Linked DNA regions of Mus musculus: regions 2 and 3 are each linked to region 1. The links are chromatin loops, found by intact Hi-C in ENCODE. Cell type or tissue: left cerebral cortex. All regions are shown on one strand.

What was found. Peaks named below come from ENCODE experiments on the same cell type or tissue, not always from the same donor. Only the 100,000 strongest peaks of a DNase experiment are listed, where the experiment ranks them.
Region 2: a loop joins it to region 1, with 2.2 times the contacts of the local background. A loop is called at or near these places in 7 of 42 quality-filtered maps.
Region 3: it touches region 1 in a loop (3-fold over the local background); 18 of 42 quality-filtered maps call a loop at or near these places.

The regions. Positions count from the first base shown.
Region 1 is chr9:43,739,308-43,747,307 of GRCm38, forward strand. Nectin1 (nectin cell adhesion molecule 1) reads left to right here and starts at 4,647. Exons shown (of 6, transcript NM_021424.3): 1 at 4,647-5,415. The coding sequence starts at 5,337. It overlaps Gm46108 (a long non-coding RNA gene), which reads right to left. Exons shown (of 4, transcript XR_003948147.1): 3 at 6,009-8,000; 4 at 1-351. In left cerebral cortex, CTCF peaks have their summits at 4,381 (motif pointing right) and 5,972; DNase peaks (open chromatin) are centred at 3,869, 4,557, 5,323, 6,005 and 2 more places; H3K4me3 peaks cover 4,156 bases; H3K27ac peaks cover 2,866 bases.
Region 2 is chr9:43,843,048-43,851,047 of GRCm38, forward strand. No RefSeq gene overlaps it. Among named protein-coding and RNA genes, the nearest start is that of Gm3898, 17 kb to the left of the region's middle. In left cerebral cortex, a CTCF peak has its summit at 3,222 (motif pointing left); DNase peaks (open chromatin) are centred at 3,220, 5,005 and 7,341.
Region 3 is chr9:43,798,446-43,806,445 of GRCm38, forward strand. It overlaps Nectin1 (nectin cell adhesion molecule 1), which reads left to right. Exons shown (of 6, transcript NM_021424.3): 6 at 5,027-8,000. The coding sequence ends at 5,571. Among named protein-coding and RNA genes, the nearest start is that of Gm46108, 11 kb to the left of the region's middle. In left cerebral cortex, a CTCF peak has its summit at 3,740 (motif pointing left); a DNase peak (open chromatin) is centred at 3,741.

The sequences.
Region 1 (8,000 bases):
AAGTAATCATCAGTAAGGCTGCAGGGATGGAAAGGGGGCTGTGGGGAAGGCAGAGGAGACGTAAGTAAACTGAGGCCAAAGAGAAGGTGGCTGACCAAAAGGACCGTGAGAGAGTTGCACAGGAAATAAATTCTATGACCAGCAGCCCAGGACCCTATAGTATCTCAGACTCAAAGCTCTAGGGCAGAGGGCCGTAAGGCTCCAGAAGCAGGCTAGATCCAACAGGCATGGCAGAGGCCGTGACAATGGCCTCAGTCTGGCAGGCCAGGGAAGGGTTCTCATGCATACAGCCTGTCATTGGTATTAGAAGGCCACTTGCATTAAATGCCACGTGGTGTCCCGATTTGGATCCTAGAGGAGAAAATAAACACAAGTGAGAAACTTGAGAGAATCCACATAAATTCTGCCGTTCATGTACTAGTGATATAGGAATGCTGACTTCTTAGTTTTGCTACAGGTATCACACATGAGCCATTAACTTCTGGGAACGTAAGTGGAGGGCAAATGAAAGCCACACGATCGTTTTTTGATTTTTAAGGATTTTTTTTAATTATGCTTATGTGTGTGCACATGTGTTTGTGCACTCAGAAAAGCAGAAAGGTGTATCAGGTCTCTTGGAGCTGGGGTTCCAGGTGCTTGTGAACCACCTGATCTGAACTCTGGGAACGGAACCCAGGTCCTTTGGAAAAGCAGCAAAGACTCTTAACCACGGAGCTATTTCTGCAGCCTTTTTATACCTTTTTTTTTTTTTTTTTTTTTTGTAAATCTAAACCTATCTCAAAATAATCTACACTTGAAATGTACAAAATGGGAATGCAATGTCTGTATCAAGTGTATACCCCTCCAGCAGGGAAGAACAAAACTGTACGTGGGGACACAGATTACAGGATCTATGAAGACCAACATGGGCACAGTTTTCTTTGTACACTAGGCATCGTCCCAAGTGCGTCCCATGTCTAAGCCTCACAATCCTTGGGCTGGCATGTGGTCTACTCCTATTTTACAGGTAAAGGAGCCAAGGACACAGAATTAAAGTTAGGCTGATGGTTTATTGCAGCCCTGAAGGATGAATTAGATTGGAACCAAAGGCAAGGGAAAGAGAAAATTATGGGCAAATGGGACCAGCATATGCAAGTGTATAGACTGAGCTTGTCTAAAGACCCATAGTGACTGAATGCTATTGCTGGAAGACGATTACTGAAAAGAGCTGGCATTTAAGAATTTGGATCCAGGGCTGAAGAGGTGGTTCAGCATTAAGAGAGCGAATATTGTTTTCCCAGAAGACCTGAGTTCAGTTCCCAGCATCCACTTGTAACATCTCTAAGAGCTCGGATGTCTCCGGACACTTTGGACACTGTACTTCCATGCACATACACACAGTTAAAAATAATAAAATAATAAAAGCACTTGAATCCAGAGCTGGCCATGGTGAGACACAGCTATAAGCCTAGCCCTAGCGAGACGGAGACAAGAGAGTAAAATATCAACTTCATTTACATAGCAAGTTCAAGGCTAGCCAAGGTCACAAGGAGATCCTGTCTCAAAAAACAAAACCACAGTGTGGTGGGCCAGGCCAGTACTCACAGTACTCAGGAAGCAGAGGCTGGTGTATTTCTGTGAGTTTAAGGCCTTCTGGTATACATAGCAAGTTCAAGGACAGTGAGGACTACGTAAAGAGACTTTATCTCAAACACAAAACAAACTAACAAACAAGAATGGAATCTTTTGGATTGGAGAGCAAAAGAAAAAACAAAAAACAAACAAACAAACAGAAAAACCCAACCGCCCGCCTCTTAAGCCAGGTGTAGTGGCCCAGACCTTTATACTGTGAGTTCAAGGACAGCTTGGTCTACATAGTGAGTTCCAGGAGAGTCAGGGCTTCAGGGCTACCTAAAGAAACCCTGTTGAGAAAGAGAGACCCCGTTGAGAGAGGAGAAGAGGGGAGGGGAAGGGAAGAGGTAGGAGGAGGAGGAAGGGAGGAGGATGAGGAGGAAGAAGAGGAGGAAGAAGAGGAGGAGGAAGAGGAGGGAAAGAGAGAGAGTTGAATCAAGGAATTCAAGCATCAAAGTCCCATGTACTTGGTCAATATATTTTCCTCTTTGTCCTCAGTGTGAGGACCACATGGAAATTATGAGTACAGGGTCGAGGTGGACAAAAGCAGAAGTGAGATGATAGTGCCATCATGCAGGAATTGAGATAGTGCTATCACACACAGGGCACAGAAACAGCAGAGCCATCAAGTTCTTTTTGTCGTTTTCTTTTCTTTTCTTGGTTGGTTGGTTGGTTTGGGTTTGGTTTGGTTTGTTGGTTGGTTGTTCTTTTTGAGACAGGGCTTCTCTGTGTAGCCCAGGCTGTCTTGGAACTCACTCTGCAGACCATCTGCCTCCTGAGTGCTGGGACTAAAGGTGTGCGCCACTGCCCAGCAGAGCCATGTGGTTTGCTTTCAAGCTGGAACAAGACAGCTAAGCTAGAAGAAGCAGACATGGCACTGGGGCCCCTAGCTGAAAGACTGGGACCACAGAGAGTTGTCAGTTAGAAAGATTTCCTTTGCTGATAGGAAGGAAAATAAGACCAGGCATCAGGAGACACAGGCTGTGGTTCCCCACCCCCCAACCCCCGCCCCATGGCCTTTCTGTGTAGCTCTGGCTCTCCTGGAACTCACTTTATAGACCCTTGGCTTCGAACTCAGAGATCTTCCTGCCTCTGCCTCAAAGGGCTTTGGATGCCCTTGTACTAACAGATCCAGGAATGAACACTCAGCAAGTGTGGAGAAGGTAAGAGACCACAGCACTGACAGAACTTGGTGTGTCTGGAGTTAGTGCACAAGTGTTCAGCTCCTATGACGTGTTAGCCACAAGCAAAAAACAAATTCCTTTTGGCTTGGGCAAGTTTAAAAGCACTTGCAAGCCAGATGGGAGATTCCTGGCTGCCAGCCTGGCCACCAACCTGCTTAATTTGACAGGGCATCCTCTGGATTAAGACCCTCCCGTGGCTACCTGGCATGAGTCTGATTTCAGGCTTGACCTTACCGCAAGCTCAGGCAGGGTTAGAACCAATTATTTATTAGGCCGTTTCCTAATACCCAGCTGTTGCTCTCTTTCACAGTTTTCCCTGTGCTGACCTCTACTTTAAATCCAGTATCTTGAAGGATGGTCTGTGCCTGACAGACACCTCCAGTCAGCCCCTGTTGCGCCCCTTACCACAGAAGCCTTTCAGGTCCCTCCCAGCCCAGGCTAACGTAGATGTCCTGAATCTGAAAACCCCCACAATGCCGTGCTGCGGTGAGTGATTCTATAGAACTTCTGTTTCTGTGTCTCCCCCCCCCCCCCATCCCCACTAGACCCCGCTCCTGTGGGGCAAGGACCAACTATGAGACCACACAATGCATTCCCAAGTCAGGCGGTAGTGTGGTAGACAGTTTGTCCTGAGTTACACGGGTGAAGCATAAAAGGATACAGAGAGCATTCCTTTTGAGTGGAGTGACTTCTTTAGCAGGCTGAGCCCGTGGGCCCAAGAGTGGGAAACTGTCCCTCTCTTCCATTGTCCTGCCCCTCCCATTCTCCGAAAGGAAAATTTACATTTTATCAGAATTTGGCGCTACCCCAAGCCTCTGTGCCCTTGGGGCTGGGCTAAGGGCAAAGGGCAAAGTGGGTGTGGTCTGCTCAGCCCCGAACGAGGGAGTTCTGTTCTCTTGACTGGGAAACCCTGTCTGTCTGCCTCTCCTAGTCCAAGGATGGGGACAGAAGGTCCAGGCTTCAGGCTGCTAAGGGCCCCTCGGGCTCAGTCACCTTGGCAAGAAGCCACCCGGATGTGGTGGGTGGCGAACAGGATGGGGCGGAGAGTCCTGGCCGTTCTGGGACACCGACTGGATGGGCCACTTTCGCGGGAATCCCGCAAACCACTCAGAAACGAGGTGAAGGCAATGGGAGCCCACTTGGTTTGTCGCTCTTTGGGGAAAGCAGAATGCTTCGATTTCGGGACAAGGACCCCCTGAAGGCAATAAGGATTAAAGAAGACCCACTAGAAACCTGAGTGCCCTGATCTCTCACCCACTAATGTCTTGTCTTGCCTCAACTCTTCACAGCTTTCGCGGTTGGTCCTCCGCAAAGCTGTTTCCGTCTGGTGTCCAGATCTTGGGGAGCAGAAGCTTTGGCAACAGTTCTAGCCTGTGCTCTGCTTCTTTCTGCCACTCTCCATGCCCTCCTCTGGGCCTTTGTTTCCTCATCTGCGAAATGGTCCCAGGGTCGGACCAGAGAGTCAGAAAAGCCCTCGGAGCTCGGACAATGCCAGATCCAGCGTTCACACGGATCCCTACGGCAGCCCCCCTCCTCATCTTAACTCCACCCCTACCGAGCAGCTTCTCCCCCTTGCCGGCCGCTAGGGGTCACTGCCTCCCTTTGTCAGCGACCGAGGAGGGCAGCCCGCCCTCCGGCCCTTTCCACGACCGAACGGCGACCCAAGGGGCATCTTGCTAGCTTGGGGCCCTGAGCCGAACCCCACGGCCACGCTCGCAGCCACAGCTGCTTAGGACTGGGAGGTGCGGCCGCGCGGGCGGAGGCCGGGCCAGGGCTGGGCCGGGCGCGTGGGAGCCAGGAGGGGGTTAATGCTAACCCCTCCCCCCGGGCTGACATCACGGGAGAGCGGGTGAGAGGCTGGATCGGCGAGTGAGAGAAAGAGAGGGAGAGGAGAGAGCGCGGCTCGCCTCGGCACCGGGGCAGCTCCACATTGTTGCGGATCGCCCGCACCGAGCGCAGCGGCCGCGGTGGGGACCCGTGGCGCACCCGGCTCGCTCCCCTCGGTCCTCCGAGACCGTGCAGCCCCGAGCCCCGCGGGCAGCTGGCCGCCCTAGCCGCACACCACCGCCTGGGCCCCGAGCCCTCCGCACCGCCCGGCCACCCTCGGAGAACAGCCGGCCATGGACGCCTGCAAGTTGGAGCCGAGCGGGAGGGTGTGAGCGCGCCCAGGGCCGGGAGCCTGCGCCGCGCTAGCCCGGTAGCCGGGCGCGCCGGGGGTGGGTCCCTCTCCCCAGCCGGGCTTTGCGTGGAAGAAGAGGGCGGGGACCGGGGCGAGGAGAAGAGCGGAGGAGGCGAAGGGGGCATGACTCGTGCAACTTACTGCGGGCATCTGCCGAGGCTCTGAGCCGGCGGCAGCCGGGGACCGGATTGCGGCCGCGCGGATCCCACCCAGCCCACCCCGCCCCGACCGACGGCTGCGGCTGACCTGGATCCTCCGAGCGCCCGCCAACCGCCAGCGATCCGCCCTCGTCTTCCAGACTGGTTTCTGGAGCGCGAGGAGCGCCCTCCTGGCAGCCCCTTTCGCCGGACCCCCACCCCCCGATGGCTCGGATGGGGCTTGCGGGCGCCGCTGGACGCTGGTGGGGACTCGCTCTCGGCTTGACCGCCTTCTTCCTCCCAGGTAAGGCGATTGCCTCTGCCTCCCTCCATAGCCCCCCACCCAACCAGAACCTCCCCGGGACTTGGAGCTGGATGATGGGCAAGGCTACGGGTTGTAGGGAGCGAACGGAGCCAGAAAAGTTGGGTCACGCTTGGATAAGGGGGGGCAGGAGGTGGCACCGTGGAGAAAGGGGTTGAGAAGCCCAACAGCCTGCCCTGCAGGGTAGCAATCGGATGCACGTCTCTATGTAGCAAGAAAGCACTTTCTCCGCTCAGTTCTTCACAAAAATAATAATATGTAATAGGGTTCTATTTATTTAATAACCAGTTCTCAGCTCGAGAAGCAGTTTGGAAACACTGCGTGTTACATAAATGCAAAATAATCACCGTAATCACGGGCTTGGGGTATGAGACAACAGCCCCAGGGGGAGGGCGTCAGTCTCCTAGCTGGTGGGCTGTGGGCTAGGAGAGTGGCGGGGGTTGGGGGCGACTTCATTTCTTTTGGCGGCCTCTTGTCAGATGGTTTCGGGCTCATGGGGGCCCCCTCCTGCCCCACATCGCCCCACAGCGGGCGATCGGAACCTGCTCCTGCGGCACAGGCAGCTTCTTACTCACCTGCGGTTCCTTTTCTGGAGGGTGAGGTCGGGCCGCCTAGGGATCGCAAACTCCGGGCCTTGCGCGGGGCTGGGCTCCGTCTCGGAACTCCACTTCTAAAGCGGAGGGCTCTCCCAGGAGGAAGCTCCACGGGCTTCATGCCAGCCAGGTGGCCGCATGACCCACTTTCCCGGGAGGCCCCGAGGGTGTCCCGCGTGTCTTTCCTCGAGGTGTGAGCTGCCGGCAGAAGAGGGGTTAACTCCGCGCCCGACCCTGGGGTGGCCCATATTGGCCTATTCTGACGGATGGGGTGGGGGCGGGCGGAGGCTAGGACGGCCCAGGCATATTGTGCTGGGGAATGAACTGGAAAATGCGTTTAGGAGGCAAATCCTACCGAGTCCCCTCGCCTGGGTTTAACCCCTTGGGTCCCTGGGGAAGCAACTAGGCTGCCAGCAGGACACTAATTCGGGTCAAAGTGGGGAGAGTATCTCGCTAGCCAACTCCCCCGTCCCCCGTAAAGAAACCTGAGACAAGCTCTTGAGATAAGATGGGGTCTTGGAAGGCTTGTTTCGTGGTCGTCAACTCGGGGTGGCAAAATAGGGGGCTGGAATGCAGACAGAGACTTCTGGATTATTAAGAATATTGGATTCCCGGCCACTGTGATTCTGCAGGCTTGCCAGGCAGTTTGGTAAGGAGAGGTAGGCCTGCCTGTCCAGGTGTAGCTTGGACTCTCTCCTGGATGGCAAGAGCCTGGCCTCCTCTGCTTCCCTTACTGCCTCCTCCTCCTCCTGCTGCCGGCCTTCTCCGTGCTGGGGCGCTGCACCTCTCCAGCAGTGGTGGATGTCAGGAAAGCAGTTTGGGAAAGCCAGTACCTAGGCCAGTGTGGAGTGCTCCCCTCTTGGGTGTCCCAGGAAGGGACATTCCACATCCCTTTCCACTTCACAGGGGCATGCTGAACCCGTGGGGGCATGCTGAACCCGCCGCCACTGTGGTCTGGGTGAGAGTGACAGCCAGTCGGCTACTTTCTTGCTGATAGTGTTAAGTGCGGTGCACACAGAAACTCAGCCTCTGAATTTACATGGTCAGCATAGGCTGAACTTCAGAACGCCTTTTAATTCCCTAACTCTTCCTGGAACCCAGAGTAAGCCACTTGCCAAGAGCCCCTAAGGATTCCTAGCACACTAGGGGTTAACCTAATCCGGGGATGGACAAAGGGCCAGAGGGTTTGCGGAGGGATAAGCTCAGCACATTGTATCTGGTGCTTGGTTCCCCAGTTTTGGGTTGGAGCAGGTTAATTCCATTGGCGGGAGGTGGGGGTTGGGGTGGAAGGGGGGGTTGGGGTGGAGGGGGGGCGGGTTAGAGACCCATTGTACTCCACCCACACAAGAGGTGGAGACAGAGGTGACACTCACCTGGCTCAAAGCAGATACTCCCCACCAAAAACCCAACCGAGAGGCTAGGATGCCCAGAATGGAGTCACAGCCAAGAGATATTTAATAAGTGCTCTGCCGCTGACCATGACCGGTGGACGGGTACAGCTGAGGCAGCCAAAGTTCGCCAAGCTCTTAGATGGAACCTGCTTCCGTGTACCTGCTGCCTCCTCTACTTGCTTTCTGAGGTCCACGGTGGCCAAGAGCAGGTGGATCCTTGGACTGAGGAAGCTAGGAGACCCCCATTGGCAACTGGTCCTCACTGTGTCCGCCCCTCTCCAGTCCTCTGCCTTTCTCTGGGGATTTGCCAGTCTGCTGCTCTCACCTGGGTTCTCAGAGCTGTGACAGGGAGCATTGGGGAAGTGGGGAGGCAGGAGCCCCCAGCGTGTGTGGTGGCTCCTGACTTTATAACACGGCCAACCCGGTTCTCAAAGTACATTTCTGTATGGCAGACGGTGCAGGCAGAATAGGAAGGGCCCGGGAGCTTCGTCTTTGTTTCCTGGGATGACAGATGACTCCTTCCAGGGCGCTCACTTAGAGTAGAGGGTCAGTGCTACCCACAGAGGGCTGGAAGCCTGAAGAG
Region 2 (8,000 bases), 100 kb after region 1:
GTTTCTCTTGCCAAACATTCCCATGTGAAGGGGGAGGTGGCTGTCCCTGGCCCAGAGAGGCCCTTGCCCTGGAGGAGCTGAACTAGGATGCGCTGGGCAAGGGCGGAGCTGCCCAGCTGAGGAGAGCTCAAACAGGATCGAAAGAGGAGGGGGTGGGGTGTACATGAAGGATGAGCTGTGGAGTAGCCTGGGGAGGAGGGATCTGTGCAGCTGGGACTTGGCCCTCTCTGCCTCGGAGCCCCTTCCTGCCACGTTCTCACATGCATGCCTTGAGGTAGCCCCACAGCCCAAACTGGAATGTCAGACAGGAACAGGTGCACGGGCACATCCCCTCCCCTCCCCCCCCCCCCCGCCTTGACTGGGCACAGGCCTGGGCCATAGACCCCTAATAGACGTCTCAGGATGAGACCCTCCCTCCCTTCCTCCCCTCCTTCCTTGGGAACATTTGGTACCTTCCAGGAGGCTCAGGCTGAGCCAGCTTGAGAACCTCTGCCTGGGAGACTTATGACTTGGGGTCTGGGGAAGCAGGGGTACCTCTATGTTGTTCTCTGAGCCCAGAAGATATAGAAAATGAGGGCTCCACAACCTCCATCTTAGTTCCCTCTCTCTTGCCCCTCCCCCCTCCCCCACCCCCCCCCCCCGCCCGCCATTCTGCCTTCTTCTCCCCAGGCCTTGCTCTGACAATGTCCCTGCCTACCTTCAGTAATGTTCCTCCACCCCCCACCCCGCCACTTTCCCACAGCCTCTCTTCTCTCCCAGCTGCTGGACTTCCCTCCTCTTGTTCACACATCTGTTCCATCCTCCTGACCCTCCCCTAGACCCCTCCCTCTATGCCCTCCCCCCTCAGCCCACCCTTTCATCTCCCCCCTCCCCACACACTCTCCCCACTGAAGTCACTGGTCCTAGTGCCAGAACTTCAAAAGGAGATCAAAGCCGGGCTCCCCCCAACCCCCATCAAAGATCTGTCAGAGCAACCCTCCCCATGACTGTAACTCTCCCTGACAGGCCCGGGTCCTCCATGCTCCCACCCTGGGAAGCACCAGGTCAGCCAGATTCTTGCTGCCACAGCCTGGGCTGAGCGTGCCTGAATGATCCCTGGGCTGTGGGTTCAGAAAACGCACTGTAACTGTAACGTTAACACAGCCAGTCCCTAGTAGGCTCTGTGGACTTGGAGAAGGCACTGAACCTCTCTGCACTAGAGTAATGGTACATCTTCAATAGAGCTAGTATTGATCTTGTGGGGCTGTTGGGTGGGTAACAGGAGAGAATGCAGGCATCAAGTGGACTGTGCCTGTCTTACAACAGGTGCCTGATAAGTTACTGTTCTTAACCTCACTATTTAGGTCCTTTCACATGACAGTGTTAGAGATGGAAGTTAGTGTGTAGAGGGATAAGCCTGCTGCTGTCCCAGAAATCCCCCCTTCTGTCCCCCAAGCCATGTGAAGGTTCAACTCATTCTCTGAACCTCCAAGAATGTAGTGGCCATGACAAAGCCCTCCATCACCCCTGCTTGGTCATATCCCCTCAATGCTGGATTAACCAAGTCTTTAGCTTGGCTCCCACATGTGAGACTGGTTCTCACCTTCCCACAAGGCCATCCCATGTCCCCTAGGGGATGATGATGTCTGGATGGGTGAAACGTGGTAGGGCTGAGCGGCCATTTGTGAAACTGTTCTTGACTTGAAACATCAGGGAACTCCAGGGACCACACAGGGACGATATGACTCGGGTAGGTCCCCCAGCCTCAGGAAGCTTGTTGTCTCATTTGCAAAATAACAGGTTCGCTGCCTCAAACCCTCCTTAGGAAGGCGCACAGTATAATTTCACAGAACTGCAAGACCTCAGAAGTCATGCGGTGCAGCCAAATGTGGCCACTCGCTGTTTCCTGTGAGGTGCTGTGGCCCTGTTTTACCAAGCCAGTAACCCGGCTTGGGAAGTGAAGGATCATATGGCAGAATGGAGAGCCACGAAGCTAGCCTATGCCCCTCAGCCTGTCCTAGCTATACCACATGACTGATCTCAGTTTGAAGATGGGATGTGGCTTAGTACCAAGCCACACTGTCCCGCGCTGCCATCTTAAGCTCTGCCTGGGATCCACCTACCTCGAAAAAAGGTAGGTGGATCCTGTGCCCAGCACTGGCCACAGATGGTCCCCTCCATCCTCCCTGGCTCCTACCTCTCCTCCTCTGATACTGCTCCCTGATGCCCTGGGATAGAGGCTCCCCACAACAGGATCTCACCTGTACCTCTTCTTTTCTCAGCTTCCTGACTCTACAAACCCCAATTCCAACCCCAGCACCAGTTGTCCAAGGACTAGACTGGTGCTGCTCACAACCATGAAGGCTGTGAAGGCTGTTGCTCTAGTTAGCGGCTTTCTTGTTAGTAGCCTCCCGCCACAAGAGGTGATGCAAGGCCAGAAACCTGGGCCTTTGTTATGCTAACGCGGGTGTCAATCTCAACAGAGAAGGGGGGCAGGAAGCTGCCATGCCAGCCACACAACATTGCACCCCAAGACCTTCACCACCATCTCCACTACCCCCACCCCGGTGTGGGCTCAGCCCCGCCCTCTGCCACTCCCATCCTACCTCCGTAGTCCACTTTCTCCCACCCCTTTCTTTCATCCCCCAGTCGTGGACAGCAGTAGCTGCTTCAGTAGCTGGATCGTGGACTACATTGAGGGGTCTACCTTGAGAGAGAAAATGACCAGAAAAATCCCTGCCTCCGGACATCTCCAGCTGGCTCCAGACTCCACTGAGCTTCCAAACGTGCTGACTACAGGAGGGCCAGGCACAGGGCCGGTGGGCGGGAGGCAGAGGGGAAGCAGCGCTGCCCCAAAGAGCAGCTCTCTGAGTAGGGTTGTGCTGAAACGTTGAGAGGGCTTCCTTCCCTTCCTGGAGGTTCCCTTTGCTCCCAGGAGCCCTGGGCAGCTTTAAATGAACTAATTTCTTTCCGGACCTGGAGAGTGAAAGGGTCCAGGCTCTCCTTTGGCTTGGAATGGTCTAACTCTTACGATCAGTTCCCAAGGAGGCCAGGAGTTGTACGCCTGGAAGAGGGGACTGGGGGCCCTTCCCAGATTCAGCAAGTATCCAGTCATGGGTCCAAGGCCCTTTCCATTGTTTTTAAAGGGCAACGCAGGGATCTATTATTCCCACTCGGAGATTTATGGGATCTTGGAAACAGTAGCTGGAGGCCAGGTGCGAGGGCGCCCCCTACTGGGAAGGCCAGGAAGGGCAACCCAGCCTCCACACCCAGGAACAAAAAGCAGTCCCTCAAGATGAGCGTCTCAGGGAAGCCACAAAGAGACTTCAGATAAGGCTGAGAGAAATCCGGAGATGTCCTCTCCAGGACTCAGGGTGGTAAGGAGCTGTGTGAAGATCCCTTCAAGGTCTCTAAAATTAATTGCCACCTATATCTTTCCCTGGGGAAGGTGGCTCTTCTATCTGCTCCCCTGCCAAAGGTGCAGAGGCGAGGGCGGACCAAACCATTCGCCTGTGTGACCTTCCTTGAGCCTGCGGAGGGGGAGAGTGAGGACCACTTCTGGGTATCTTGAAAAAGCTCCATGAGCTGAAATGAGCTAAGGAATTGCTAAGTGTGGAAGGCACCTGCTGTCCCTAACCTCTTCTCTCTCTCCTCTTTGCTCCTGTCTCTAGAACTCTAGCATGAAAACCCAGAACCAACCCCCAGAAGACTTCTGCACTGGGATCAGCTACCCACTGTACGTAGGGCCATATCCTCCTGAACATCTACCAGTCTCCCTGGGCTCTGCTCATCCCCTTAGCATCCACAAGACAGTGCTATCAACACACACACACACACACACACACACACACACACACACACACACACCCTTTACCTCCTGCCACTCCACTGTGGGTCAGTCCAGGAAGCAGCTTCTCCTACATTGGAGGATCCCCACTCAGACCTGGGGTCCTCTGAGACTCTTTCTTCCCTCTAGTGCCCCACACAGGGCAAGCTTCAAAGTGGCTATGGGCATGATGCCTGAGGGAACTCATACAGAGGGTGGATAGGGAGAATCCATAAAGATTTACCACCTCCACAACTATATGTAGGCTTTGCATTTTTCACAGGCACTTCTGGATTCCACTTTGGCCTCCCAGGCTTAACATCAGCTATGCTGAACCATCGAGTTATGAAAGAGGCATCAGAGTTGACCCTATGTGACATCTACCTCTATTTTTCAGCACCTCCAACTTGCCTCCAGATCCAAACCCAAAACCTTTCTTCCCGCTCACCGCAGCCCCCATCTTAGGTATCATGGGCAGGTCCCCTGTGGATTCCAACAATTTGGACCACACAGTAACTTGTGCTGACCCTTCAGAGCTTGGAGCTAGCCAAGTCTCTATAGCCATATTTTAGGACCCAGAGTTCCCAGATTATAGACTTTTTCTCCTAAGGGCAATGAATTGTCTAGGCCAGTCCAGTTCCAAGTGGCTGTCCCTTATGGCACTGGTGGCTAGGACTCTGAGAACATATGAGCAATGCCCCACACTTCCTGTCTTTAATTTCTCACACCTGCCCATAGCCTGGAGGGGCTGGCCATCACAGTGACTGAATACTGGACTAGGAGTCCCACCAGCCTCTTCCTCAGGGACCACCAAGGGACCTAAGCCATGCCAGGAGGGGAGAGACAGGCTCAGGCGAACAGCACTAAGTAGAAAGCAGGAATATTTCCCCTTAGGGAAGCATTGTCAGTGAATCTCCTCTCCCGAATTGCTAGTACCTCAAGACCCCAATGAGTAAAGAGTTGCTCAAGCCAAACACACACACACACACACACACAAACACTCACACACACACACACACACACACACACACACACACACACAGAGGCCCGGCTACAACAGTACACACACATACACAGCCCTGGGAACTCCCAGGTTTAGTACAGTTTGTCCTACTACAGCTTCTACCTTCATGCATGTGTCACAGTCACTGTGTCCTTGCCCAGATGGGAGCAGCACAGAGAAACGAGGGCTTCATGACGTAGAGAGGTGACTCAGAACATCTGTTCCTTGGCACTGAGAACTACCCAGTGTGGTGTGGCTGAGCACCAAGCTTTCTCTCTCACCTACGTTTTTCCCAGGCCTTGAGCATCCTCAGCAACCCTCTGCACCGTGCTCTATCCCCACACCTTTCCCCTACACACACACACACACACACACACACACACACACACACACACACACACACATACACACTTATTCATTTTGAAATAGGGTCTCTAAGTTTCCAGACTGGCCTGGGGCTCACTCTGCAGCCCACGTTGCCCCAGCAGTGGCTAGGACTCAGTTCTTCCCTGAAAGAAGATGCTGAGCTGAACAACGTTTGTGAATGAAAGAGGACCTAGGAATATCTCATACAGCGACACTGGCAACCAGGTATAGGTGCAAACGATGACGGACAATTACGGAAACTGAAAACACAATGGAGTAGAGACAAATGTAAAGGCTTTTATTTAAGAGCACAGTAGCGCACACTCAATGTTAGAAGCTCCTGACTTAGTAGCAATTACTGTAAAAACTTTCCTTAATTACATGTTCAAAAAGAGTTTATTAGCTTTATTTCTGTTGATTAAAGACAGGTGAATTACATTACTGTTGTCTTTCTCTCTCTCCCACTCTCTGTGAGTGTGTTTGTGTGTGTGTGTGTGTGTGTGTGAGAGAGAGAGAGAGAGAGAGAGAGAGAGAATTTTGTTTCAGTTTTACACAGTTTTGCTCTCTCAGCCTCTCCCTGACTGCACTGCTTCTATGTTAGCTACCCTCATGGTCACAAGGTAGCTGCCATAGTTCTAGGCATCACACCTGACTCAAGTTTCTAATACAAGAAGCAAGCCCTGCTGCTTTAAAAACATTTGTAGCCAGTCTCAGTTCTGTGGCTAACCTTAGAGGTACCTAGTCTGAAATGCAGCAGCGGCGGTGGTGGCGGCGGCGGCAGCAGCAGCAGCAGCAGCAGCAGAACACAAACTCAGTGTGGCTCACATGTGTATGCATTTCCTGAACAAGGAACTGGAGTCCTGGGTGACTGATCAGATATGGAGCCTGTGTTCCAGGAGCACCCCTCAATTTAACAGTGCCCGGCCTCCTCTATATTACATGGGCAGCACAGACATCTCAAGATTCAGAAGTGAAGACACGAACAAAGATGGAACAGGGGCTTCTGGTTGACTCCAGCCAGCTTCTGCCCAGCTGTGGGCCACCAGGACCCACCAAGAATGGAGCTAGACATGATGGTGCCTGCCTTTAATCCCAGCTTTGGGAGACAGAGGTAACACTGCCAACAGCTGACAGTTAGCCTGAGCAAGTCCCAGGGCTGGAGAGATGGCTCAGTGGTTCCGCGCACTGGAAGCTCTTCCAACTGTCGGTTAACTCCAGTTCTGAAGATTCCTTCTTCTTACCTCTACATGTGGTGCACACATGCATGCCGGGAAAACACCACATATATGAAATAAATAAATATTAAAAAAAAAAGTCTCAGGCCAACCTGGACTTTATAGAGGGACTCTGTCTAAACAATAAAGAGGAGGACGAGATCAGCATCACGGCATGCATATCTGAACTCCCAGCGCTCGAGAGGTGGGCGCAGGAGGTTAAGGAGCTCAGAACCCAATGCCAGCTTGGGCTACATAGTGAGTTCAATACCAACCTGAGCTACATGAGATAGTGTCTCAATTTAAAAAAAAAAAAAAAAAAAGACTAAAAGATGGTTTTTGTTGAGGCCAAGGAAATGTTCCCCATGCTCTCTGGAAGCTCAAACCTTCGCAGAGAAAAGGCTCAAGCCTGCTCCACGAGGTATCACCAGAGGGGAGGATCAAGCAGGGAGACTGAAGAGTGTGTACACCCATCTCAAGAGGCAGGCTGGTAATTTAGAGAGGGAGAAGCGTTTAGAGGAACTGAGTGAATAAAAATAGCTAGTAGCCTGGGCCAAAGCCTATCAAAGCTCTGGACCAAGGTCACCTCTGATCCTGTCCTGTAAGGTCATGCTCTAGAGGACACAGGCTAGGGCAGATACTGGACTTTAGGGATAACCCTTTCCTTGGGAGAAGGAGGAAGTGGGAAAGGTTTGAGGAGACTTGGTTGTAAGATGGCTTTTTTGTTGTTGTTGTTCAAAGTACTCAGTGTGTCTGAGCTCTGCACTTTGGAGTGCTGCTTTCTGAACACAACAGAATTAACACTCACAGCGGAGGCCAGCAGACACCTCCCGGAGCCACTGGTGTGTGTAAGACACAAGAAACCAAAGAGAAGCGTCCATTTGATTTCCCACTCAAAGAGCCGCTGCTAATGTGGAAGGCAGAGCCCAGGACACAACCAAAAAAACAATAATTCTATTTCTGTCACATGCATGTGAAAACCAGCCAGATTTCTTCCGTCAAAATAGAAAAACACTAATCCAAGATTGGTGCGCAGAGAGACAGATGAGTGGAGACAGACAGGAGGCGTTCTGGGGATGCGAGCAGGCAGAGCAAGTTACTGAAAAAAAATGGTATGCCTGCAAGTATCACGAGCCTGGAAGCACAGCACTTGGGGATGAAGCAAGAGGAGCACACGAGTTCAAAGACAGCCCCATCTACACAGCAAGTTCAAAGACAACAGCCACATCTACACAGTAAGTTCCAGGCCAGTCAGAGCTACATAGCAAGAACCTATGTCAAAACAAAACCAAACGCCCAGTCCAGCAAACATACAAAAAAAAAAAAAAAAAAAAAAAAAAAAAAAAAAAAAAAAAAAGAATAGTAATGACTAGGCATGGTGTTACATACCTGTAATCCAGAGCTAAGGAGGCAGAGGCAGGAAGATTATGAATTAAAGGACAGCTCTGGCTACTGAGCAAGAAAGATTTTCTCTCTCAAACGTGTATGAATGCCTTTTTGTTTTGTTTTGGGTGGGTGTCCACTTGCTTAGATAACATCTTACTACATAGACCAGGCTAGCCTCCGGTGTTTTGAATTTTTTAAGGCAAGCTCTCATTAGGTATGGAGGCAC
Region 3 (8,000 bases), 59 kb after region 1:
GCACTTGGGATAAATCAGTGAGCAAAGCAGATCCAACTCCGTCCTTGGAAAGCTTATGGGGTCCTGAAGGGGAATAGGCAAAGGAACGGTGGGAAGGAGGCTGCCGTGCTGCCGACATTGCAATTATAAGTACGGTGGATGAGGAAAGTGGCCCTGGGGAGGTGGTGTTCAACCCAAGCCCTGAAGGGGATGATAGCATGAAGCTCCCGTCCATGACAATGATCCCTCAGCTTGCAGAAAAGCAGGACAAGATGGTGTAAGTGCTTGGCAGGGCGCCGGTCATGGAGAGCATTCTAGGCTCTGTAGCTTTGGCTTTCTCTGAGAGTAAAACAGAGTCAATGAGGGGCTGTGGGCAGGGTAGCGATGGGATGTGACTTACACGTTAATGGGATTTTACTGGCTGCTGTATCAAATACAGTCTATAGAAGCAAAGGGGAGAGAGCAGTTGGGTGTCGATAACCATAAATAATCCAGTTGAGAGATGGCGGTGTCTTGAATGAGGGTGGTGGGGATAGAATGGTGAAAAGCACCTAGATTCTAGATTTATTTCGAAATATAATTTACAGAGTAGTTTGGGACACCAACCATTCTCATCAGACAGATGATACAGCAAACCCTGTCATCCTGTGATTAGTGGGGTCAGAAAATCCAATCTAGCCGAGTTAAATGTAAGAGCGCGGTATTTTTCAATGGTTCTTCGCTGGGAGAGCAGGGAGGTAACCGCGGTGGAACTTACATGTGCATAGCGGCCGCGCTTCAGTGAGTCAGCGCCAAAGGACAGGCGGCCACTTCTCCCAGCTCTTCCCTTATTCCGACTGGAAGGAGAACCAGAACCCACTGTGATTAATCGTAACCTGCGCTTATTAGCAATGAGTTTGTAATTAATAGACTTGGATCTGACATCGTGTAAAATACAGCGAAGGATGCAAAGCCGTCGGTCCATAGGAAGTCTACAGAGGAAGAGTTAAACATGAACTACAGAACTGAAGCATGGTGGAGGCATTGCAGCAGGGCGTGTGGTGTGAACGAAGGCTTGTTTGTGCTTAGGGACTCACTCGAGGCTGGTTCTGTATTCCCAGCTATTTGGGAAGCTGAGGCCAAAGGATCACAGGTTCAAGGACAGCCTGAGAAACTTACCAAGACCCTATCTCAAAATATGAAGTAAAAAGTGGTTAAGAATATAGCCTGGTGGTAGAGTACTAGCTGGTGCCAGGCACTTTGTTAAATCCTTAGTATTGCATACACACCGCAAACTGGAACTCAGATAGCAAACATAATGTATTAATCAGCTTTCTGGTACCTGTCATAAAATACATGAGATAATCAATTTAAAAAGTGGAAAGGTTTGCATACCTTTAATCCCAGCACTTGGGAGGCAGAGACAGGCAGAGCTCTATGGGTTCAAGGCTAGCCTGGTCTACATAGTGAGTTTCAGGACAGCCAGGGTTATGTCATGAGATACTTGTCAGGTCAGGGGGTGCAGGGAGGTAGGTGGGGAGGGGAGGGGAGTACACTCTAGCTCACAGTTTCAAAAGTTGCAGTCTATGACTGATTGACCTGTTACATTAGGGCCTATGACGAGACAGTGTATCATAGAAAGAATGTGACTGTAGAATGACTCATTCACTCTGTGGAAGGCAGCAAGCAGACAAGAGACAGGGTCCCCATAGCCCTTTCACAGGTACACCCCCCAGTGACTGGACTTTCTACAGCTCTAAAGGTTCTACCACCTTCCAGTAGTGCCATGAACTAGCAACCAAGCCTTTTGCACTGGGGCCTTTGGTAAGGACAGTTATCCAAATCACAGCAGTCAGCAATGAAGGTGCATGAGAGGAGCTTGGCAGGCCAGGTTCTAAGACCCAGCAGGCAATGGGGACTCACTGCTGGTCTTTGAGACAGAGTGGTCATGTCTTTCCAATGGGAATTAATCTGCTGACTGGGTGGGGCAACCAAGAGTAGAGACTCAGTAAAGGTGAGAGGCCCACAAATGTTCTACCACAACAAAACCCAGAGAGGAACTCAGAGTGAACAAATGGTGGTGGTCGTGGGAGCCCAGGGGAAGCCCGGTAAATAGAGAGAATGAGAAAGGACAGCTAGCCATGTTAGAACAGGTGGGAATTTTGAGTTGGCAGTCCCAGAGGTTTCTTGACTCTATAATCTAACTGTTAGTTCTCCGGGATGGTCCTGTCTTCTGGAAGCTGGGAAACCCTCCATCCTGTGTGTGTATGTCATACTCCAGGGTATGGGGGAAGGTGAAGGGCTCCAGTGTGTCATCTAAGCCAATGTTTCTCAAAGTGTTTGTCCAGCTGTTTTTGCTGACCTCTGAGTAACGGCTCAAGGTTCCAGGAAGTACAGTTTGGAAAACTATCCCAGACACCTTCAGAGATAACAGTTCTGTGGCTGAGTGGGAGCTGTGTACTTGAGGTGGCTTGAGAAGCCAGGAGGATCTCAGTTGAGTCACAGAATGGAGCTGAGTTCTGTCCTGAGCAGAGACAGCAAGGCCCGTAGGTCCAAAGATAAAGCCTCCGCAGGGACAGCGGAGAAAGCTCACAGTGCAGGTGGTTACAGAGCATTGAAAGGAAAAGCCAAGGACTCAGGGCTCCTCACCTCTGCAGGCGAGGGGAGCATAGCAGTTCAGATGCAGCAGGCTGGTCCTTCCATCTAGATGCCTCGATTATTGTCTTAGCCTCTCTGAGCCCACACCATCATCCTTCAAGGCTGGACAAAGTCTAGCCTCCAAGAAACCTTTGTGAATTGCGTGCCTCAATGTTCTTATTCTCTTATTCCCTGAGCACTTCACTGTCAGCTCCTTCCATGTCTGCTTGCTGCAGTGATCCCAGGCATTCCTTTGGCTCTATAGCAATGCTATGACTAGAGAGAAAAAATAGTCGGTGGATATTTGCTAACTGAATAAGGAAGTAGACAGGTGAAGATTGGCCAGGAGTGTGGCTCAGAACCTCAACGCTCAGGAGGCTGAGCTAGGAAGGTCATAAGTTCAAAGCCAACATGGGTTAATGAGACCTTGTTTCAAACCAACCAAGCAAAGAAAGACACGGAGGCAGATGGAGAGGAGGACTTTATCTGAGGCCTGGAGCTGGGGAGGCAGGCTGAGAACACAGATTTCCTTTCTAAGGACAGTGGGACCCAGTAAACCATGATGAGCTCCCAGAGAGGGTTGCAAGAGAAGCAGTCAAAACAGCTCTCAGTAAACACTTAAACTCTCTCAGTAAACTCTGTGACCTGCACTGAGGACACAGTGGTGACTAGTGGGGACCCAAATCCTCTGGGCTTGTGCTTCTCTCAGACAGCTCCAGGCTCAGGAGCTTCTGGGCGGCCACAGCTCAGCCATGTGACCTCAGGCAAGTGTCCCGGACCCTGTCCCCTTTTGAGGCTCCTGTGTTTTCACTAGCCCTCCCAGCCTGAGCAACATGAAAACCTCTTCCCCCATCCAGGACCTCCGCCCTGCTCCTGCCTGCTTGCCAGTAGCACCCCACACACTCACATGGGGCCCATGGGAGGCGTGTGATTCCAATGGAGTGAGTGATGCTGAATCAGGGAGTGAGCTGGCTGCAGCAGGCTCCCAGGAGCAGACACATGGGCCCAGACAGTTCCTTGACCCTGGCCCTCCTGGGCCAGACCGGGAAGAGGCCTGGACAGCAGCCTTCCTTCCATGCTTGCCCTGGGTCTACACCCCAGCGCCTTCCTGAGGCCAGTCATGGTCTCCGGTGCCACCCTGTGGTGGTGCTGGGAACCGTCTCCCTGTGTCCTGCCCTAGGACCTCTTGGCCTCTGGCCTGGGCTGGCCTGGACTGACTTCATATTCACTCATCCACCTCCCAGGCCTCAGAGGGGGTGGAAAAAAGAGACAACAGGGTAGAAAAGAAGGCCACCATCCACCTCCCCCTTCCATCTTCTTCTGGTCTTTTTGTCTTTTCCTGCCTTTATTGCCTTTTAATTTCCACTCTGCATTATTGACTTTTCATTTTTCCTTTATATTTTTTTCTTTTTTTTTTTTTTAGACAGTCTTGATCTATAGCCCAGACTTCCCTTGAACTTATTGCAACCCCCCTATCTTAGTCTCTCACATCCTGAAGTTACAAGTATGAGCCATTATGCCTGGCTCAGACCGTCCACACTATCTGCATATCCTTCCGCATACATTTGTGCCTGGCAAAACCTGTGGGACATGGAACATGCTCTCACATATGTATGCTCCTGATGTGTGATACACATGTAGTCCTCTGTATCCCCTTTCTGCCTGTCCCTGCTCTGTGCCTACCATCTGTCACTTTGGGTGTTTCAACCCTGTAGCCCAAGCTAGCAATCCCAACAGGTCTCTACCTTGCCCTGCAGGGCCATACCACAACCAAAAAGTCACAGCGCTTGTTTGTAGCACACTGATAGGCAGTTGGCACTCACAGGACGTCGGCTGAGCCAAAACTTGGGAATCTACTTTCTATCTGTCCTGAAGACAAAAGGAATTAGTCTGGATTACCTACTAGGTTCCTGGTGTTGGGTCAGTCACTTCTACATGTCAGGCAAAGGGACACTGGTGGCACTTGCATAGGGTTGATATGAAAAAAAAAAAAAAAAAGGCAGGATGATTTCTAATTGGGCCTTTGGGTAAGTTAACCTCGCTAGCCATCTCCTGCATTGAATAGAAATGAACAGCAGACCTCCTTGGAGGGTAGTGACCGTGAGGGACACACAGTTGGGTGCATGTAGATGTGCCTCTGCACCAAGGTGGGATAGGACAGAACTAATGCCACCTCCAGGGATGGTCAGGATGGAAGGCTGGGCGCTCTGGGTACATCAGCTGCCTCTGCTCCTCTCGCCTGCCTGGCTCCCAGTGCTGCAGCTGACCTCAGGAAGGTGGGGTGCTAAGGGGCCTCTGGAATCAGAACTGCTCAAACTCGGGGTGTGGACATCCTGTCCTGGGCTTTTCCCTCCCCTGCCTCCCTACACCCCCGCTGACTTCTGAAGAGCAGACACTGACACAACCCCCTCCATCTCTTTTCCTCACCCAGAATTCCCCTACACCCCGACTCCTGAACACGGGCGGCGCGCCGGGCAGATGCCCACAGCCATCATTGGGGGCGTGGCAGGGAGTGTCCTGCTGGTGCTGATTGTGGTCGGAGGGATCATAGTGGCCCTGCGCAGGCGCCGGCACACCTTCAAGGGTGACTACAGCACCAAGAAGCACGTGTACGGCAACGGCTACAGCAAGGCAGGCATCCCGCAGCATCACCCGCCCATGGCACAGAACCTGCAGTACCCGGATGACTCGGATGATGAAAAGAAGGCCGGCCCATTGGGCGGGAGCAGCTATGAGGAGGAAGAGGAGGAGGAGGGCGGTGGAGGAGGCGAACGTAAGGTGGGCGGCCCCCACCCCAAATATGACGAGGACGCCAAACGGCCCTACTTCACTGTGGATGAGGCTGAGGCCCGTCAGGACGGCTATGGGGACCGGACTCTGGGCTACCAGTATGACCCTGAACAGCTGGACTTGGCTGAGAACATGGTTTCTCAGAACGACGGGTCTTTCATTTCCAAGAAAGAGTGGTATGTGTAGCCCCGCCTTCTGGAGCCTCTGTCTGTGCCCACTTCTCCCAGGCCCCTACCCGCACGCCCCCCTGCCCACCCCCACAGCCCACTGCCCTAAACCAGCCCCAAACTCCTGAGGAGCCAGAGGAGCTCAGGGCAGACCCCACTTGGCTTCGTTTTTTTGTTTTTTGTTTGTTTTTTGTTTTTTTTTTTTTAATTTCCTCCCTCACCCACCCTTCCCCCTGGTGTTGTGTTCGACCGTGGCTTTGGTGTTGCTGTACCTTTCCTTTAAGGACCCCTTCCACTGCCCTGTGTGTAGGGAGCCCTGTTCTTGTCTTGTGTACTTGGGCATCCCTCCAGGGTTTGGGGAGCCAGTCCTCTCCCACCCCCCCACCCCCATCCCCCAACACTGGAATTTGTTTGTGTTCTCTCCGTTGGGAATGGAGGGCAAAGGGAGCTTCGAGATGGAGAGCACCCTCACCCCCACCCGATATGCTGCTCCTCTTCTCAGAAAGATGTAACCCAAGCCCCCACTAAGCTGATGCAGTCAGTGCACCTAAGAGGTTTTAGAGGAGTTCTCCGTGGTACCCAGGGGAGTCTTGTGTGGGGAATAATGGAGCTGAGGGTTCTGCTGGGGTCCTGGGCAGTGTGTTTTCCTGGTGAGGGTGGTTTTATGTTTTCTTTTTTTTTTTCTTTCTGGCCCCCCAAATGGAGTTGGCGTAGCTCTCATATACCCCTCTCTGTTAACGCCCAGTCCGTTCTGTACACAGTGGGTGACCCCAGGTGGATTCTACCCACAGTTCCTATATGCCTCTGCCAACATATGCACACATATCCATGCACACATCCCTGGGCCTATGCCAACCTCTCACGCCCTGCCCAGGCTGAACACTGCCCGAGGCCCAACCCTCTGCTCCACCTCTTACCCGTTCCCAGCTCAGGAAGGGATCAGCCCACAGAAGCATTCAGAGTCAGCTAGGATGAACCTCCCGCACCCACCCACCCACCCCCAAAGCCACTCTACAATTTCAGTGTAGCTCCAACCTTTCCTGACAATGTACATGTTTCTCGGATTTCTCCTTATCTGTCAAGTGCTAGCAACACTTGACTCTTCTGGAAAGTCAGGGCTGGGATCCCAGGAAGGAATGCGAGGCACAGAATTATTGAGACGGAGAAGGCTGCTTTGTGGAAACTGCAAACACAATTGAAGGGGGACTGCTAGCGTCTCATATGGGAAGGCTGGCCTAGATGTGTCTCGGGTCTCAAAGAAAGTGCAGGGGCACCGGGGACCTGCTGCGTATCCACAGACTGACCCCTGCTCACTCTCTCCTGGTGCCAGACTGGCAAGATGGCCGTGTAGAAGGGCCTTTGCATGCAGTCTCCCTCTTTGAATGGGATTCTGGCTTTGTCAGCCGTTCGGGGCTGGGCCTTCCCTTGAGTGCATGGAAAAAGGTCTCCCCACCCCACCTCACCCCAGCCCTCTGTCCCCAAGCTCAAAGTGCCTCGGTTTCTCCATCTGTGCCCCCAGATTACCCTCATTCTAAATGGGCATTCCCAGGGCCTGCCTGTCAGGATCTCAGCCAACTCAGCCCTAAGTGACACTCGCTGAGGGATCACAAACATTGGGGAGAGGGAGGCAGACCATTCTGTGCCCTACGGGCACTGACCCACCCTGCCATAGGCTTCCTAAGGGAGCCCCAGCCCACACCCCACTCCTCCCTGGTGCTGCTATTGAGTTCCCAGTCCAAGCGCCATCTCTGGCACCCCTTACTCAGCCCACCAGCTGGGGCTCTTCTGCCAGGCCCTCACTGCCCTAGTCCCAGCCCAGGCCGCCCAGTAGCCACGTAGCAGAAGTCTGAAGCCATGCCAGCCCTGGGGCGGCTCTCCGTCTTGGCATTGGGGACACTGGATGGGGTGAAGTTTGGGGAAGAAAATTCTGGGGCCTTTCTAGCCACAGGGAGAAGGAAGATGGAGGAGCTGGGCTGCTTCTCCCAGAAGTATTAGTGTCCTTTCCATGTCACAGCTCATCCTGTTCCTCATACCACTCTGCCCCTCTCCTTGGTCCCCCTCCCCCACCCCCAAGGCAGGAGGCAGAACCCTGACTGCCCCAGAGTGGTATTTCTGTCCCTATGGGGCCATAAGACTGAAAGACTCACCCTCCCGAGTCTCTCGCACCTTTCACGGTCATCCCCTATCCCCTGTCTTGTGATGGATCGAGGAGGCCCTGGGCCTGGACAAAGCACCTAAGCTCCCTGTACAAACCTGCACGCCTTTCCCCGAAGCAAAGCACAATTTATAGGGTCCATGCAGCAGGATCTAGGATCCCCAGCCGTGGCACTGAGCGCTTCCAGGCGGCCGCCACCTGGGCTAAGAAAGGACAGGAGTCAGGGGTCGGTAGCTGGACCCAAGGAGAAGGGGCTTTTCTTGCCCTGTGTTTGCGGGACAGTGGACACAGCC